Linked DNA regions of Homo sapiens: region 2 is linked to region 1. The links are chromatin loops, found by intact Hi-C in ENCODE. Cell type or tissue: IMR-90. All regions are shown on one strand. Each heading gives the region's core, and the rest is flanking DNA. Links, peaks and the distances in the headings are about the cores only.

Region 1 (10,034 bases), core at 1,431-9,430:
TTGTGAGATGAACTCACATGGCTCCTCGGTCAATTGCCATTCATTCATTCATTCACTCCTTGGGCGCATCAGGGAAGCAGTGCTGAACAAGGCTGCCATGGAACGTGAGGTCTAGTGAGGCAGACAGATGTAGTGTGACCACAGCCACGAGGGCAAGGTACCCGGTGGTGGGAGTGTGCGTGGCTGGGGAACCTACCCAGAATTGGGGAGGCTTTTCTAAGAAAGTGGTGTGTGCTCTGAAGAGCACTTTCTCGTTTTCTTAACATTTCCAAATCCAGATTTTCAAGAGAGAAAATCTCTTCCTTGCCAGCTCATTTTTCCTGGGCCTACAAGGTTATGGGTCAGCAGCTAGCCTATGGCTTGGGTTTACATACCTTGTCCAGTTAGCTAGGCCTGGGATATAGGAATCTTCCAATTTCATTCATTCATTCATTCATTCATTCATTCATTCATTCCTCGGGTGCACTTGGGATGTGATGAAGGAATCCATAGCAGTTTTCATTGTTGGAGAAGCTCAAGTAGGAAATAGTTAGGGCAGGGATGGGATGGGGTGACAGTAAGTGTGGTGGCTCCATGCTGAAGGAGACATGCAGCTACAAGGGACTGTGAGTGAAGCCTAAGACACCAGGGTGAGCAAGGGACAAGGTAGGCAGTGGAAATGGCAGCGGCCATGCCACAGAGGGCCTTACAGGGCAGGAGGCAGGGGGTGGCATTGATCTTTATCCCAATCTTTATCTCCGGGGGGCTGAGGAGCCCATTGTTGGGTGGAAGTAGCCCAGTTGGGAGAGGACAGGATGGTGGTTCTGTAGGCAGCGGGGAGGAATGACCTCCCTGGACAGAGGGAGACTTGAGAAAGCAGTGGAAGGTGGGGAGAGCGATGTCAAGGAGGCACCTTGTTTTTTTTGTTTGTTCGTTTTTGTTTGAGACAGAGCCTCATTCTTTCACCCAGGCTGGAGTGCAATGGTGCAATCTCTGCTCACTCAACCTTTGCCTCCCGGGCTCAAGCAATTCTCCTGCCTCAGCTTCCTGAGTAACTGGGATTAAGGAGGCACCTTGTATTTGCTTCCTGTGGCTGCCAGAACAAATTGCCACAAACAGGGTGGCTGAAAACAGCACACGTTTTTTTTTTTTCTCACAGTCCTAGAGGCCAGAAGTCTGAAATCAAGGTCTTGGCAGGGCCAGGGTCTCTCTGGAGGCCCTGGGGGAAAACCAATCCTTTTGTGCCTCTCCCTGCTTTTGGTGACTGTTGGCATTCCCTGACTTGGGTCTGCAGGGTTCCAATCTCTACCTCCCTGGTCACATTGTCTTCTCTCTTCTGCCTGTCTAGTCTATTTCTGCCTCACTCATGAGATTTATAGCCTACCTGAATATTACAGGATAAGCTCCTCCTCTCAAGAACCTTCACTAAATCACATTTTTGCCATGTAAGGTAATATTCCCTCTTTTACCATATAAGGCAGCATTCACAGTTCCAGGAGTTAGGGCATGGATGCATATTTTTGCAGGCTGCCTTTCAGCCAGCGCAGTGCTAAGGACCTGACTATAGAAGTGAGCCCTCACGTAGTGCAGGCTGTGGGCCAGGCTCTGTGTCCTGACTGCTCCAGATGGGTTGACTCATTTTAAACCTCATGAAATAGGCACTATTGTCATCCTCTCTTTATAGGCAGGAAACTGAGGCTCAGAGAGGTTAAATGGGCCCACTGTCACGCCACCAGGAAGCCACCAACTGGGAGTTGAGTCCAGGCAGCAGTTTCTGGAGCGCTTGGCAGGCTGCACTGCCCTCCTAGGCGGGGCGGATGGAGGATGGGTGCTGTTCACTGAAATGAGGCATCTGGGAGAGGGGCGCAGGGAGGACAGGAGTTTGGTTTGGGGCATGGTGAGCCACAGCCCCTGACATCCACGTGCTTCTGTGTCCCCTTCATTGCCAAGTGCAGCCTCCGTGTCTGGGTTTCTGATCTTGGCCATGGCCCCTCTGCCCTTTTGGCTTGTGGAAACAGCCTCCCAGTGCTTCGATGGCAAGCCCTCTTCAGAACCACTAGTGCCACTGCCCAGTGTCCTGGCCCTGAGCCTGGGTTTGGAGCTCTCAGCGTCCACACAAACTGAGTAGGGTAGCAGACGGGGCATCACAAAGACTTTGAGGATGTAAGGGCTGTGCCACTGGCACCCAAGGAGCCTGGAGCCCAGCTCTGCCCCAGGCCACTCCCAGCAGCCCCACCCTTCTGAGGGGGCCGAAAGCTGGAGGCCCTGAGCACCATCTCCCCTGAACCATGCCTTGCTCACTGCTAAAAACCCACCTTGGAGCCCTGCCCTTCAACCAGTTTTGCCACTCATTGCTTAGGGCTTAGGGCTCAGCCCACCCAGATGGGTTATAGCTGGGAGGGGTTAGGTGCTCTGTTATGTGGAAAAATCACCCAATGAAATGTCAGGAGACCATTCCCACTCCTCCCCGACGTTCACTTGAAATATGGGCATGCTTTGGATTTCATAGATGGAAGGGTAAGGGCATTCGAGGTGCGAGAAACTGCAGGGAGGTGAGGAGCAAAGGCACAGAAATGGGAAAAGATAAATTCTGCTTGGGAAATGCCAACTGCAAGATGACTGTGATGTAGGGCACCTGAGGTGGGTGACAGAGGGGCTGGAAGGGGGAGTGGGGGCAGAATTCAGGCTGTCTGGGATGCCAGTCTGTAAGAGATGGAACAATGGTTTTATAAGAAATGATTCTATGTCAATTGCAGAGATTCTCCACTGATGCATGTTGTTTGTACATTTTTTTATATCACAACATCGTTTATTATGTGAATTTTTTACAATACAAACAAAAAATACAGAAATGCAATATATGATTACAGCTAAATGCAGAATGGTGACTTTTTTCTCTTCAAGAGGCCGTGATTCCCATTTCTAGTAAAATTAAGAGACTGCATATAGGTAGAAACAGGTTGGTCATTAGCTTCACAATTTTGCCTAGAAATGATCTATAAATGCATTTTCCCCCTGCTACTTACCATAAAGTGTAAAAAGGAGTTAAAGAAAGTTTCCTTGTTGGTTCCTACCATATGAAAGATGCTATATTCTATTTCAGCAGGGCCAATATGTGAACACTATCTAAATTAAATGTTATTACAAAAATGAAGTAGTAATGAGATTCTGGCTAAAGAGTGCACTAAATGAGAATAATATATATTTAAAGAATCCAAAACAAACAAAAAGAAGTTGTTATAAAAAAGCTCTAGGTGCACTGTAAGCATATAGGGTTTTTTTTCCATGTGTATTTTTAAACAATGGAAGTGTCAAAACATAGGGTCAACTGTGTTAGACTAAATTACATTATTGTATATACTGCATTGAATGGAACCTTTGTATTATAATTATCATAGAGAAGCATAGTTTGCATCATATTATGGCCTTTTATCCTCAATGAAAACCTTCCAGAGTCCTTTTATTTTGGAATATCTTGTAAACAATCAAACCGTCAGAACATGATTATACAACAGTAAAATGTTATCTTGCATTCAACTGAAGATAATCTGTTTAATAAAAAAAGAAAAAGAAAAAGTAGGAAAAGTAGAGCTGTTACTTTCTAAGTACACAACACCCTAGACAATTGACGGCATCTTAATCTCCATCAAGAACAACAACAACAAAAATAATGTGTGTCATGCTCTTAAATCCATCATTATAGATAAAACTGGCTCAAATTGGTCAAACGGATCCAACAAACACTGATGTCCAAGCTGGCATATTGGCAACTAATACGTAACTGGTGGTCAATAGAGAGTTTAAAAGATCTTCCTTTCTTCTTGTTCTTTTCCAAGGTTCTCGAAGAGTTCGTTGTTCTAAAATACGTTGTTGAGCTTCCCAGTTTGCTTTCTCATCCTCTAACTGATGACGTTTTTCCTCTAATTGTTTATGCTGTGCTTCCAAATTCCTTTTCATTTGCTCATGGTGCCGCTGGAGCTCAGCTTCAGAGTTCTTCAGTTTTGAACTTTTTCTTTGACCTTCATCTCAAACACCTGCTCCATCTCCAGCTCCATCTTCTTCATTTTAGCTACATGCTCCCTTCTTTCTTCTTCCATTTGTGCCGGAGGGCTCTTGGTCAGCTGCCCTTTATTCTTGTTGTTATCAATTCCATTATAAGTCACAGCTGCCAGTTTTCTGCTTCTGTAGTTCTCATAGTGGACATTATTAGTAACCTCTTTCAAGTCCTGCATGTGTGTTCTTATCAACATATTTCTTAGAATTGTAAAATCACAGTGTTCACCATTTTCAACTTCAGCAATACCCCAAGGATGCTGCTTTCCTCTGATCATTTTGCCATTAACTTTGATGATAGTATTACTACCTACCACACCAACAGGTAAATGGTCCTTTATCTTTTTAACAAGTTTATTTTCTTCTTTATTATGTTTCTAGAAATTCATATATTTTAATTTTATGTTCTTGGGTTTCTTTCATTATCTGTTTTTTAAACTGTTAGCATTCCTCTGGTGTGAGTGTGTCTTCTGTGGCAATAAGTGAGATGATACTGTTTCATGCAAACGCTTCATAAACTCAATATTCAATGGTTTAAGTCCATGTCCTGAAGGAGCAATGAAGTATAAACAACGCTACACCGTTATCAGGCATCTGACGTCCGTTCACATGCGATTCTGCATTTACGTAGTCCTCAAGTTTATTATCAATGTAGTCGATTGTAAGGCTGCCAGCAATTACTATTATCCACTGCATCTCCAAATCCTGGGGTATCAACTATTGTGAGCAGCAACTGAACACCACCTTCTTTGATTAAAACTTTGGATTGTTCCACCCACTACCATAGCGTGAATCAAAACCAGATCTCTTAACTGATTTTCTGTATACTTGGTTTGGGAGATTGGCAAATCCCACATAGCCTTCAGGGGTCTTCTGTTGAGCTACCGAGCGACATGGGGCGAGCAGCGGTTTGGATGCAGGCGGAGCCGCGGGCAAGCAGGAAGAAGATGATTCTTAGGTCTGAATGCCTAGGAATTCATGTGGATCAATCAGACCTCCCATGGTGCTGCTGTGGACGCTTCTCTCCTCAGCAGCAGTGGCTCTCGCACTGTTTGTACTTTTTTTTTAAAAAAGGAAAGTTATCATAAAAAAATGATAATAGGTCAGGCACGGTGGCTCATGCCTGTAATCCCAGCACTTTGGGGGGCCGAGGCGGGCGGATCACTTGAGGTCAGGAGTTTGAGACCAGCCTGACCAACATGGAGAAATCCTGTCTCTACTAAAAATACAAAATCGACCGGGCATGTTGGCACATGCCTGTAATCCCAGCTACTCGGGAGGCTGAGGCAGGAGAATCGCTTGAACCTGGGAGGTGGAGGTTGCGGTGAGCCAAGACTGTGCCATTGCAGTCCAGCCTGAGCAACAGAGTGAGACTCCATCTCAAAAAAAAAAAAAAAGAAAAAAAAAAGATAATAGACACCACAGTGCTTCTGATGTGCCAGGCATTATTACAAGCAGTTTGTATGTATTTACCCTTTAAATCCTCACATGAGGTGGGACTGTAAACTAGTTCAGCCATTGTGGAAGACAGTGTGGCGATTCCTCAGGGATCTAGAACTAGAAATACCATTTGACCCAGCCATCCCATTACTGGGTATATACCCAAAGGATTATAAATCATGCTGCTATAAAGACACACGCACACGTATGTTTACTGCGGCACTATTCACAATAGCAAAGACTTGGAACCAACCCAAATGTCCCTCAATGATACACTGGATTAAGAAAATGTGGCACATATACACCATGGAATACTATGCAGCCGCAAAAAGGATGAATTCATGTCTTTGGTAGGGACATGGATGAAGCTGGAAGCTATCATTCTCAGCAAACTATAGCAAGGACAAAAAACCAAACACCGCATGTTCTCACTCATAGGTGGGAATTGAACAATGAGAATGCTTGGACACAGGAAGGGGAACATCACACACCGGGGCCTGTAGTGGGGTGGAGGGACGGGGGAGGGATAGCATTAGGAGATATACCTAACGTAAATGACGAGTTAACGGGTGCAGCACACCAACATGGCACATGTATACATATGTAACAGACCACGTTGTGCACATGTACCCTAGAATTTAAAGTATAATAAAAAAAATCCTCACATGAACTCGAGGAGAACAGTTCCATTATCCCGAATTACAGGTGAAGAAATGGGATGCTACGAGGTTAAGTGATGTGCTGGAGTCTCATGACTAGTCTGCTTATGTCACGCAGTTTGAAGCCTCAGTTAAAGAAAGATGTGAATGTGCAGGGTATCCTAGAGGCACTCCTTGCCATAGCCCCAAATGGCAGCAGCAGTCCCTAGACCCTTAGAAGATCCATTAAGAAAAGGAAGTGGGCCCCTGAGGAATCACGGTGATTGCCGACCTCAAGCTGGGCTTGTGGGTTTCCCCATCACGTTCATGTGGGCATACAGTAGCTCTGTAAGGCAGGTGAGAGTCCGTAGCCTGAGATACAGATGCAAGCTTAGCCTCAGGGTGGCGAGTGGCCCACTGCAGATCTGCAGTACCGTCCTGGGGAATGGCAGCTTATACCAAGGCCACCTTGCTCCACCCTTTCTGAAAATCCCCGTGTTCATGCTGAGAGCTGTGCTCCCCTTGTTGCCTCCAAGCTCTGGGGCTCACAGCACCTGAGACTGGCAGGGCAGGTGCAGTTGGAAACCTGACCTGGGGATGGCTACTCCGCTGTTGCACTGTACATCCCTGTGGAGGCCTCAACAGAAGGAGAGGGGCATTGCTGCCCTGGTTTCGTCTCATGGGCACACCCTGACTTGTTCTGCCTTTTGGCCTTGCCATGTACGTATCTTGTCTCCTGGCTGATGGCAGCTTCCATGTCATTAGGGGTGATGTGGGTGGGAGACCAGGAGGGCAGGGACCACGTCAGCCTTGGCTCTTGGTCCTTAGCTCTGGTGTGGTGAATGGCATATCATGAGGGCTCAGTCATTATTTACTGGATCAGGGAAAGAATGATTGACTCCTGGGAGATGAGGGGTCTAGATTGGAGTACCAGCCCCGCAAACAACTAGTTGTGAGTCCTCAGGAAAGCCACTTAATCTCTCCGAGCCTCAGTTTGCCATTAGTAAAGTGGGTGTGATAATGTTTGTTTTGAGTGTTACAGATGACTATCAAGGGGAAAATGTGTGACATATCTTTGTAACCTAGAAAGGGCCTTATATAAAGATCTTTCTCACCAGCATTATGATTCTTATGATTACCATTGTTGTCTCTATTAGTATGAGCATCCAGCCAGCATTAAAAACAAATGCATATGTAAGGACCAATCTTCCAGTGAGTGTTCCAATTTATGCAGGTGTTGGTCAATCAGTAAGCAATTTCTGAGGCCCTACTCTGCCCAGCCTTCTACATGTTGTGGGTAGAAGGGAAAAGCATGACAACACAATCTTCTGGAACAAAAGCAAACATTCGGAGCCCAAAGGATGGCTGGTGGCTATTTTAGGAAGGGTGAGGGCGATGTTGGAGCAGAGACCAAGACACTGAGAACTTCGGTGAACCTGCAGTCTGTGACTCCATAGAGCTGCATGGATGTCCTGTCCTGCAGAAACTGTTGCTCAATAAAGCCGATGAAATGGATGTGTGTGGGAGGTTGGGTGGGGGAATAAGCAAAGCTCCTTGGCAGGAAAATGAGCTGGCGTCTCAAACTTTAGTGTGTACCCGGATCATCAGGGATGTGTATTAAAAATGGAGCAGCCCTAGAGATTCCGGTTTGGTAGGTCTGGAATAGCGCTTGGGAAGCGGCATTTTACCAAGCCCCCAGGTGGTTCTGACGCAGTGGTCTGCATCTTTGAAAAGCACCACCCTGTGCCCGGGCGGGTCTCCAAGCCTCAGCTTCCAGCTGTCAAAACCCAGCCAAACAGAGCTACTTAAAAATGCACAGAACACAATGAGAGAGCACACATCTGAATTCTAGGTGATATTTTCAGATGGAACGGGACGTTATTTTTGTCCATGTTGGTAGGAAGGTTCTTGGGGTTTAGTGAACCAGAGCGGAGTCTGTTGCTCCATGCTGCTCTAATTATGGTCCCTGAAGCTCTCAGTGGGAAGTAAGAACCAGAATATTCTTTCTGAAGATCTTGTGTGCTACCCTGGAAGGTCTGTTTTGCAAAATTAATCAGCTTTGGGCCAGTTTCTTATCTTGAACCGTTTGAGATTTCTGAGCTGCAGTTGCAGAAAGCATGCTTTGGGAAAATCACATCTTTGTGTCTTTGTTTCTCTAGTGCACTGGTGGAGCCTGACTTGTGTGCCAGGCCCAGGGTGGGAGGCAAAAATCAGAGAGGTGATCCTTGCCCTTGAGGGAGGACAAAAAAAGCAAACGTAGAGCTGGAGCATGAAGGAGAATAAAAGAAGTGTTGTTGGAAGGTTCAGTAAGGATCTTGAGAGAATAATATCAACCAAGGGGAAACTGGATAAGAAATCAATTTCAAAATTTCCAGGATGAAACTGCTCCCTAAAAAGTAATTAGCGATATTAAATTCCTCCTCTCTCTAGCATGAATGAACCTTGGCCATTGAGGAAACACAGTGGAAAAGTTCCAGACCAAATCCTTTGCCTGAGAATGTCCACCCAGATCTTAGTTGTAACAGGACAATGAGGAAGTTGCTGGAAGAATGATTTCCAGCCTTTGGGGATCTTGTTTATCTTTCTGAAACAGGGAATGCCTTGGCAAATGAAATGAGGTGCTCTGTAGGAGACGGGGCAGAGAGAGTGGGGGTATTTATTGACATGAAACCCATTTCTCTCTTAGTCCAAATTTGCTGAGCATTCAGTCTTCTTAGCAACAACAAGAATACCAGCAGTAGTCCCTTGGGGGTGGCCAAGTCCTCGTGTTTCCAGAGCCTGTGTTTTCCTGTGTCTGCCGGCCCTCCCTACAGCTAGATAAGGAATCACTACACTTTATAGATAGGATTGGAAGGCCCAGAGAAGCAAAGTGACTTGCCTAAGGCCACACAGCTGAACCCAGGCCATGTCTGCTCCTGCCTGTAGCATACTGGACTCTCCAGTACAGACTATGGCCCCACGTTGTGGAATCCAGTGAATGTTTGGGTGTTTCAGGGAAGACTGTGACAGGCACAAGGTAGTTTGCTAAAAAAAGAAACCGAGCATCTCCGTGAGAACTTGCACTCTCTTTCCTCCAGTTTTCTCCCCTCCCACTGAATCAATTAACAATTTCAAATTGTTCCCTAGTGCTTGGGCAGGTTTGTTTTAGGATTATTATGATCATCGTTATTGCAGGGTGTGCTTCCTGAGCGATATTAAAATGAGGAGTTGTAGGCTGGGTGCAGTGGCTCGCGCCTGTAATCCCAGCACTTTGGGAGGTCTAGGAGGGAGGATCATTTGAGCTCAGGAGTTCAAGACCAGCCTAAGCAATATAATGAGACATTTACCATTTTTTTTTTTTTTTGAGACAGAGTCTAGCTCTGTCACCCAGTGGTGCGATCTCGGCTCACTGCACCCTCTGCCTCCCGGGTTCAAGCGATTCTCCTGCCTCAGCCTTCCAAGTAGCTGGGATTACGGGTGCCTGCCACCACGCCCAGCTGATTTTCGTATTTTTAGTAGAGACGGAGTTTCACTGTGTTGGCCAGGCTGGTCTCAAACTCCTGACCTCATGATCCATCTGCCTCGGCCTCCCAAAGTGCTGGGATTACAAGCGTGAGCCACCGCACCCGGCCACCAACAATTAAAAAAAAAAAAAATTAACCAGGCATGGTGGTGCAAGCCTGTGGTCCCAGCTACTCAGGAGGCTGAGGAGGGAGGATTGCTTGAGCCCGGGAGGGTGAGGCTGCAGTGAGCTGTCATCACACCACTGCACTCCGGCCTGTGTGACAGAGCAAGACTCTGTCTCAAAAAAATAACAATGAAAAAATAAAGAGCCGTTCAAGTAAAATCTTTCTAAAACCAACTCAGCAACTCAGCTAAGGGTCTTCCCTGTGGTCACATTGTTTGTGCTGTACTTGACTTTGGCAATCGCAGGCAGCTGGGGCT
Region 2 (10,034 bases), core at 1,074-9,073, 53 kb before region 1:
GGCTAGGCTGGTGGATTAAATGGGAATACAATGGGGATCACTAGCCGTTTATTCTTAGGTCTTTGTGCCGTTCTCTTCCCACCCCCAGCAGGATGCCGTACTGTTTTTGACATAATATTTTGGCTAGGAAAGTGGGAGAAACAGTTTCAGAAGCTTCTGCTCGGCCTTGCTCAACTCTGATGGCTCTTACTCTATAGACAAGAGAACCAGTGTGGGGATCCTGCCGACGCCCAGACATGGCCTTTCCAATCACACATTTGACAAGAGGGACATACCACTGGGTGGGTCTGTGGACCTAGTAGACTCATTATGATCTGGACCTGGGCCGGGATGCCTTTTCTTAGCTATCCCTAGTATAATTCTATTCTAACAAGGTGGCCATGTTTGTGTCCCTGGGTACAGTATCAACTCAGACTGTGTATTTAACAATCCTCAAAATGTCTGGGTATTTCTCTTTCCCCAGTTTATGATTACTTGTATAAATTTGGGATGTCCCTCTGGAGAAAGACAGAGGGAGTCATTATTATATATATTTGTTGTGATGATGTTACAGGGTCTTTCCTCATGGGAACCTAGGCCTTCCTTCAGACGGAGGCTTTCAGGTCTGCAAAATGTCTCAGGTCCATAAACTGGGCAAGGGATCATAATTTTTTTTTTTTTTTTTTTAGTGGGGCAGCTGCTTTCAGCCTCCTGATCATTCATTTTTGATTTTTCAGTTTTTGGCTCCATAAATGAAGGACTACCTTTGTTGGCTGCCCATCTATCTTTCCCTGAGGAACACCATTCTGTTAAACGTCTTCCTAGATCTCTGTGGACCAGGCCCCTGACTGCTATTCTGACCTTGCCGCTAATTATGACAGTTGCACCCACCTTGCTTTTGACAGTGAAGTGCTGCTGTCTGGCCTTTTAGTATTTGGGATTCTATCATGCCGATTGCTATCAGGTAGACCAGTTCTGTAACAGAGTTTTCTGCCATCATCCCCGGTCTGCAGAGAAGAGCCAGCACTGAATATCTCCATGACCCTGTGCCTTTCCTCCAGTACCCTCTGCTCCACCCCACCCCACCCCACCCCTGCCTGTCCCCGCATGGTCTCCTGGCCTTGGTTAAATTTCCTCTCTAGTGAGCTTACTTCCATGAGCTTTGTGATTTCTCCCTCCACTGTCTTGATGACAGTTCTGGCATTTCTACTTCACTTAGCGTAGGCCAGGCTTGTAAGAGCCATTGTGTTAACTCCTTGTCTCAGGATACTTACTAGGGCATTATATTCTGTATCATGGGAGGGTCCTCTCATCATGATCAACCCATCCTTAATCAACCTGATGCTCCATTCCCTCATGAGCCACCACTCTCACAATTCAGTCCCACATATCACCTCTTGGCTCCTGTGGGACATGCTGTCTGGGTCGCACAGCTCTGGTGTGTGTTACCTTGTCTGGGCTTCCATGTCTGGCTGTGTTGTGATTTGACTCTAGTTTTTGGCCTGGTGGTCAGGAAGAGATGGGGGGATACACGTGCCTGGGGTGGGCACGTATGATAGCATCTTTGGATCATCTTTAAGCAAGGTGACACCCTAGCCTGTGTTAGGGAGGAGTGGGTCAGTACTGCAGGCCTGGGGGTTCAGGAGAATCTGGAGAGCAGGGTCTTCAGGTAAATTGACCTGGTGTCTCCATTCCAAGTCTCAGGCCCTGTTCTCCAATTAGAGCCCTGATTTCAGCATAGCAGATTTGTCAGGGTTGGAAATTTACCCTTCTCTGGAGCTCTGCTCCCCTTTTAAATAACTCCTGGGGTCCTCAGCTTTTTCTGCCCTTCATCTACATGAGATGTGAGTTTCTTTATATGCTACTAAGAAGTGTCTTCGATTTTCACACTCCTCTGAAATTGGTGATTAATCATTCTCAGCCTCTCTTCATCTTTCCCCAGCACATTGATTGTACCCAGCAACAGCCATCTGATTCCAAGTTCCTTATGATCATTGCTTCACTCAAACCTCTCAAATGCCTGTGATAGTGCCCTACCCATCTTCCATTCCAGCTGGCCATGGTGAAAGTTTGAACAATTTCACTGCTTCAGCATGCCACAGGCTATGAGTGTCCCACCGACCACCAACAGTGGGGTTCTCACTGCCAGCTCCAAAATCTCATATTAGATTTTGCTCTGAAAACGATTTCTGAAGCCAGTTCCTTAGGTTGGATTCCCTGGGAAACTGAGATTCTAAGATTTGTATGTAGGAACTTTTCTTTGGCAAGTGCTGTTAGGAATAACACCTGTAAGAGTGTGGGAAGCAGGACTGGAAGGGGGAAGAGTTGAAGTGAAGCAGAAGTTGAACTGAAGTGGGAGAAGTTGAGCTGCGATGTGGTTGCAATAGGAGCCTCGACCAATTCTCCAGGGAGCTCTGGAGCTGCCTGAATCAAGGCAAGGGATCAGGCTTTTGTATTCCCACACTGGATGCCGGCTGCTCTGAGGGACGGGGCCTAACCTAGACCAGAACAGCTCCCTTCAGGCCAAGGCAATTTCTGGAGAGACTCACTTGTGAGCCACCTAGCAGCTGGGAAAATGAGTGCTGTGGTCCAAAATGGATAATTTGGGCAGTGGTCCGCAGCATCCACTAACATAGTCATCACAGGCCAGGCGCGGTGGCTCACGCCTGTAATCCCAGCACTTTGGGAGGCCGAGGCAGGTGGATCACCTGAGGTCAGGAGTTTAAGACCAGCCTGGCCAACATGGTGAAACCCTGCCTCTACTAAAAATACAAAAATTAGCTGGGCATGGTGGTATGCGCCTGTAATCCCAGCTACTCAGGAGGGTGAGGCAGGAGAATCACTTGAAACTGGGAAGTGGAGTTTGCAGTGAGCCAAGATTGTGCCATTGCACTCCAGCCTGGGCAACAGAGTGAGACTCCATATCGGGGGGGTGGGGGAAAAGTCAACACGTCTCAATACACAAAAGGAAAAATAAGAAAGAGATGAACACTCCAAGGCACGAGGCGCAAAGGGCCCACAGTGTAGGCTTAATAATGCCTCGCCTCAAGATGTCCACATCCTCATTCTTGGATCCTGTGAATGTTGCCTTCCATGGCAAAAGGGAGTTTGAAGATGTAATGAGTTAAGAATCTTGCGGCTGGGTGCAGTGGCTCACTCTTGTAATCCTAGCACTATGGGAGGCGGAGGTGAGTGGATCACTTGAGGTCAGGAGTTCGAGACCAGCCTGGCCAAATGGCGAAACCCCATCTCTACTAAAAACACAAAAAGAATTATCTGGGTGTAATGGCGCATGCCTGTAGTCCCAGCTACTCCGGAGGCTGAAGCAGGAGAATTGCTTGAACCCAGGAGGAGGAGGTTGCAGTGAGCTGAGATTGTGCCATTGCACTCCAGCCTAGGCAACAGAGCGAGACTCCATTTCAAACAAAAAAAGAATCTTGAGATGGGGATATTATCCTGGATCATCCAGGTAGGCCCCAGGTAATCACAAGGGTTCTTATAAGAAGGAGGCAGGAGGTCAGAGTGAGTAGTAGGAGACACGGGCATAGAACCAGGAAGTTTGAGTGAGGAAAGAAAGGGGCCATGAGTCAAAAAATAGAAGTGGCCTCTAGAAGCTGAAAAAGGCAAGGAGCTTCCTCTCAGAGCCTCCAGAAGGAACCAGCCCCGCCAAAACCTTGACTTTAGCCCTGTAAGACTCATTTTGGATTTCTGATTTCCAGAACGATAAAATAGTACATTTGTGTTGTTTTAAGCTGATAACTTTGTGGTGATTTGTTATAGTAGCAATAGGAAACTAACTCAGACTCCGTAGGAAACTCACCAAAGAATATATACAATTGGCCAATAAAGGCAGTTAAAAATGTGGAACTTAGTCACAAATATGTGTGCTAGCTATCAATTGAATTAAAATTAATGCAGTAGGATACGCTTTTACTCTCAGGTTGGTACAAGCAAAAAATGGTAATTCCCATTATTGATGAAGATTAAGGAAATACGTATTTTCATACTGGTGGAAGTGTTGTGTAAATTGATATAACTTTTCTGGAGGGTGATCTGAGAATATTTATCAAACAACTTTAAAACCTGTATCTTCTCTGATCTAGAAAATTCATTTCTAGGACTTTATCCTAAGGTAATGGTGGAAGTATTATCTATTATAGTGAAAAGTGGAAACATCCTAAATGTTCGAGGAGAAAGAATTGATTGAATAAATATTGATATAGCTGTGCAATATTTATACAGTGTTTTCTGTATCCAGTTTTGACATAGAAAAATATGAGGGAATTATTGTTAGATGAAAAAGGCCAAAAATTAGTGTGTATAATATAATGCAGATTTCACTTAAAATATGCATATAAAATGTCTTAAAGGATATGTACCATAATTTTAATAGTGGTTATTTCTGGCAAGTAACAGTTTAATGGAGTTTCTAATCCATATCACAGGACAGCAAACTACAGCATCATTTTTTTTTTTAAGCCTGCAAGCTAAAAATGGTTCATACGTTTTTAAAACGGTTGTTTAGGCTGGGTGCGGTGGCTCACACCTGTAATCCCAACACTTTGGGAGACCGAGGTGGGCGGATCACTTGAGGTCAGGAGTTCAAGACCAGCCTGGCCAACATGGTCAAACCCCATGTCTACTAAAAATACAAAAGTTAGCTGGGCGTGGTGGTGGGTGCCTGTAATCCCAGCTACTTGGGAGGCTGAGGCAGGAGAATTGTTTGAACCAGGAGGCAGAGATTGCAGTGAGCTGAGATCGTGCCACTGCACTCCAGCCTGGGCAATAGAGCAAGACTCAGTCAAAAAAAAAAAAAAAGAAAAGAAAAGAAAAGAAAAAAGGTTGTTTAAAAAAAAAAGAAGAAGAAATAATATGGGACTGTGACTATATGGTCTTCAAAGACTAAAATATTTACTATCTGGACCTTTACAGAAAACATTTGCTGACCCCTGATCTGTATCGTCTGATTTTCTCCAGTGAATAAAACAATGTTAACAATGTAAAACAAACAAAAAAGATGTATAAACATTTCCAGTGCAGTGCTTTAAAATAAATAGCTCAGCTGGAAAATTGTAAAATATGCAAAAGGGAGAACTGTAAAATGAAGACAGGAATGAAGTGAGTACAGAGAAATATATGCAAAAGGTCTTGCATGATTGCCAAAAGTGAATAAGAAATTTGGCCCTGAGCTTCCTAGTGGAAAAAGCAAGAATATATACAGGATCTGTTTCATGACCCATGATATCTAAAACAACCCAGTGCCTCAAGACGTATAATAGTTTTTCTTGGCTGAGAAAATACCACCATTGCAGCTTTATAAAGTGAATATTTCATGTGGTCAGACTTGGAGTATTTTGCCCAGAGTGAGAATAAATTGGCTTTGAGTACATGGAAGAAAAGTTCTTATGAAGGAAAGTCTTAAATTTCAGAGCATGACATCCCTTAATGCTGCCCAGAGCTCTTGTCTATTTCCTTTCTGTTTCTCATTCGTTCCAGATAAGGGTCTTCTGGGTGAGTTGGGGGTCTCACGACTAGTACTAACGTGGCTTGTGATCCCTGTGAGCCACAACTATTACCACGGGACATTCATGAGGTCACATGTTGCCCCCAAGCCAGGGCTTTTTTCCTTCTGCATTACTTGAACAAAGTGCTCTGCACACACTGCCCTAGGGAGGAAGCCTACTCCTGAAGGATACTGGCAGTGGTTCCTTGGAAGAACCCGCTTTTAAGATGCCACATTGAATAAGGACTGGTCTTTGTGTGAGAGTGCTGGTTCCGCCTCTGGAGGGTTGACAGAGCGGTGGATGGGAGCAGGCATTTGTCTTCATGTGGAGACTGATATAGGGCATGTCCAGGTGACATCATCTAGTGGGAAAAGCTAGTCGGTTACTTGAGTTAGCCAGGTCACACCAGCATACATTCATTCATTCATTCATTCATTCATTCATTCATTCAACACAGTGGCTCTCCACTGAAGCTGTACCCATGGAGCACCTGGGGAGCTTTATAAATAAATAGGGATGCCCAGACTCTGCCCCAGTCAGAATCTTCTGGAGGTGGGGCCCAGGCTTGTGTATTTCTAAATACCTCCCTTGGTGATTCTGGTGTGCATCTCCAGTGGAAACCGCCCGTGGTGGTAGACCTTGGGTTTTGGTGTTTGGATCCCAACTTCCTTGTTTATTAATCACTTGACTATGGGTGGATGACTTATCCTCTCTGAACCTCACGTTTCTTGTCTGAAAAATGAGTTAAAAGGAATATATGTAAAGTATTTAGCATGCTGCTTAGCAAGCAGTCAGTGCCTAGTAAAGGCTCTTGGTAACTGTATTAGTCCATTCTCACACTGCTATGAAGAAATACCTGAGACTGGGTGATTTATAAAGGAAAGTTTTGTTGACTCACAGTTTCCCATTGCTGGGAAGGCCTCGGGAAACTTACAGTCATGGCAGAAGACAAAGGAGAAGCAGGTATCTTCTTCACAGGGGGCAGGACAGAGAGAGAACAAGCAGGGGAAATGCTAGACACTTAAAAACCCATCAGATCTTGTGAGAATCACTCACCATCATGACAACAGCATGAGGGAAATGGCTCCCATGATCCAGTTACCTCCACCTGGTCCCGCTCTTGCCATATGCAGATTTGGGGGATGATAATTCAAGACGAGATTTTGGGTGGAAACCCAGTCAAACCATATCATTTCACTGTCATCAGAATCACTATCATTGAGTTACCTGAGTTGGCCCTCACCCTGGATCCTGGTTCTCATAACTGAATGTTGATCTTTTTTGTGGCCACGTGTTTTTCATATTCCCTTCCGCTAAAACAGGGTCCCTTCCTTACATCTGAGTCCCTGGCCAGGGTTCCACAGGGGCTGGCCAGATAAATGTAAATGAATGAAGAGAACAGGCGTAAGGGAAATGGACCACGGCACACTGTGTGTTAACGCCTGCTGGGAGGGTTTTTAATTCTGTAAGGAAATATACCCTCCATTTTTCTTGAAAACGTACAGTCTTCTTGGTTTATGTTTTGTTTTTCACTTTTAATAGAGACATGGATACAGAGAAATATTTCTTTACCATAAGAAAAACAACACTTTGCAACCGCAATGATAAATGTCAGCTGACACTTAAAGCTGGGTAAAGCCCTAAAGATGGGGCATCATGGAAATGTTGTAGATGGGAGAGCCCTCCCCCTCTGCAGGGGCAAAGGCTGCTCAGTTCCAATTGATTGTTACCACAGGTAAACGTGGCCCAGTTTGACCAGATCTACTGAGTTTTCAAGAGAAGCTGAAAATTTGGATTTTTAAAATGTTGGCTCAGTTTTTAAAAAGTAGCACTGTATGAGTCAAATAAAACATATTTCAAGGTTGAATGTGGCCTAAGAGCCACCCGTTTGCAACCTCTGATCCAGCATCTAGGGCCAGCTTTGCTCTTGCCAGCACCCCTACCCAGCTGCCTGTTAATAAACCTCCCTGCTGCTGACCCCTTCTTGTCTGGACTTCCCCCATGTTTTTTGTTTCCATAATCATGTCACAGTGCTCTGCCCTCCTGTGGGGACACCCTCACTCCTAAATGTGTTCTGGAAATGTGGCTGTCCTCTGATAGGTTTCCTTAAGAATGGATGAAATGAGTTAAGGCATAACTGGTAACTGGCTCACTGTTCTTTGGCAATGGAAAAATATTCCTTGCCAATAATTTCTCTCAACACTTTTTCAGGCAAAGCAACATACGGGGTAATTATTTTTAGATCAGAAATAATTTGGGTGTTATAATGTCAGTGTACGTAAACCTGGTAAGATTATAGGAAGGTTTTAAAATGAGTTTTGAAACTAGTGACATATAAATTAAATGTTGAAGTACTTGCCCACTTATTACTGAAAATATCAGCTCAACTGTTGTTTTTTTTTTCCTTTTTATAATAAGACAGCAACACAAGGCTGGGATTAGCCTGTCAGATGTGAGGCCTGTCAGATGTGACTGCAGCACCTTCCATTTAGTTCTGCTCCATGGTCCTGCATTTTCTTTAGGGATGGCCCCATCATCCACACATTTCTGCAAGCCAGAGGCCTACAGGTCTTCCTCCACACCCCTTCCTCCTCTCCGCCATATCCACCCTTAATATCTCCTGGATCCATTTACTTCTCCTGCCCTCTGCCATTATCTGCTGTAGGCCATGATCACCCAGCTCTTTGGTGACTACACTGGCCTACTAATTATCTCCCTGTACCCACTTTGACCTCCTCTCTGTTCCTTCCATACCCTGCAGCCATATTTTCATAACTTAAATCTTATATCAACCCTTTGCTTAGGACTCCCAGTGGCTTTGCGTTAGCTAGGGTAAAGTCCAAAATCTCTGTTATTATTATACTTTAAGTTCTGGGATACATGGGCAGAACATGCAGGTTTGTTACATAGGTATACACCTGCCATGGTGGTTTGCTGCACCCATCAACCCGTGATCTACATTAGGTATTTCTCCTAATGCTATCCCTCCTGTAGCCCCCCATCCCCAAAAGGCCCCAGTGTGTGATGTTCCCCTCCCTGTGTCCATGTGTTCTCATTGTTCAACTCCCACTTATGAGTGAGAACGTGCGGTGTTTGGTTTTCTGTTCCTGTGTTAGTTTGCTGAGAATGATGGTTTCCAGCTTCATCCATGTCCCTGCAAAGGACATGAACTCATCCTTTTTTATGGCTGCATAGTATTCCATGGTGTGTATATGCCACATCTTCTTTATCCAGTCTATCATTGATGGGCGTTTGGGTTGGTTTCAAGTCCTTGCTATTGTGAATAGTGCTGCAATAAACATGTGTGCATGTGAAAGACCAAAATCTTTAACATCACTCTTAAGGTCCCACATGGATTGATTCCCACACACATCACCACTCTTATCTCTTCCTTTGGTCTCCTTGTTCTCTGAGCCCTAGCTTCTGTACCTTTTCTTTTCTTTTAAAGGCTTTTTTTTTAAAGCAATTTTAGATTCACAGAAAAATTGAGAAGAAGATACAGAGATCTCCCATACACCCCTTGCTTACACACATGAACAGCATCCCCCATTATCGACATCCCCCACCAGAGTGGTACAATCAATGAACCTACTTCAATACTTTCTTATCGCCCAACGTCCACAGTGTACATTAGGGTTCACTCTTGATGTACATTCTGTGGGTTTGGACAAATGCATAATGACAGGCATTCACCATTACCATATTACATAGAATAGCTTCACGGCCCTAAAAGTCCCCTGTGCTCCCCTATTTATCCCTGCCCAACCACCGATCTTTTTATTGTCTCCATAGTTTTGCCTTTTCCAGAATGTCATGTAGTTGAAATCAAGCAGTATGTAGTTTGTTCAGATTGGCTTCTTTCATTCAACATGCATTTAAAGACCCTCCAGGTCTTTTCATGCCTTGATAGCTTATTTCTTTTTAACAATGAATAATATTCTACTGTCTGGATGTACCATGGTTTATTTATCCATTCACCTACTGAAGGACATCTTGGTGGCTTCCAAGTTTTGGCAATTACAAATAAAGTTGCTGTAAATATCCGTATGTGGGTTTTTGTGTAGACATAAGTTTTCAACTCCTTTGGGTGAAGACCAAGGGGCTCTGCTTTTTTTTGTGTCTTCATACACATGATGTAGTTCTCTCCTCTTGGACTGCTCCCTACTCCCCACTGCCCTTGTCTAGGCCTTCTGAATTCAGCTCTGATGTCACTTCTTCAAGGATGTCTGCCTCGCCCCTTCAGATCTTCTTGTCGTTGCATGTCCTCTAACCCTCGGTGCTTTTCCACAGCACCCATCCGCTTGTTTGACTATTTGACTAATATCCATTTCACCACTAGTATGTATGCTCCATGCCAGCATGCTGTTGAGTTCCCACCATCTGGCACATAGAAAGCATTCAGCAAATATTTGTTAAGTGAATGAATGATGACGAAGATAATACTTATTCTTTCTCCCCATTATGGGCTCTTAAAGGAGCTCACATGTAAGACAGATGTTTAAACAGACAACATGCTGGGGCCGAGATGGGCCATGACAAGGCTGTGTACCA

The links. Hi-C counts contacts between places; a loop is a spot of excess contacts. Peaks named below come from ENCODE experiments on the same cell type or tissue, not always from the same donor. Only the 100,000 strongest peaks of a DNase experiment are listed, where the experiment ranks them.
Region 2: a loop joins it to region 1, with 5 times the contacts of the local background. A loop is called at or near these places in 2 of 110 quality-filtered maps.

The regions. Positions count from the first base shown.
Region 1 is chr9:98,601,879-98,611,912 of GRCh38, reverse strand. All of the region lies in intron 1 of GABBR2 (gamma-aminobutyric acid type B receptor subunit 2), which reads left to right. It also overlaps the pseudogene SEPTIN7P7. Among named protein-coding and RNA genes, the nearest start is that of GABBR2, 100 kb to the left of the region's middle. RefSeq lists an enhancer at 467-1,459 and a silencer at 8,572-8,866. In IMR-90, for the core only: no CTCF peak of the experiment used is centred there; DNase peaks (open chromatin) are centred at 1,522, 3,922, 4,612 and 7,622; H3K27ac peaks cover 4,624 bases.
Region 2 is chr9:98,654,290-98,664,323 of GRCh38, reverse strand. All of the region lies in intron 1 of GABBR2 (gamma-aminobutyric acid type B receptor subunit 2), which reads left to right. Among named protein-coding and RNA genes, the nearest start is that of GABBR2, 50 kb to the left of the region's middle. In IMR-90, for the core only: no CTCF peak of the experiment used is centred there; DNase peaks (open chromatin) are centred at 5,173 and 6,263; H3K27ac peaks cover 1,817 bases.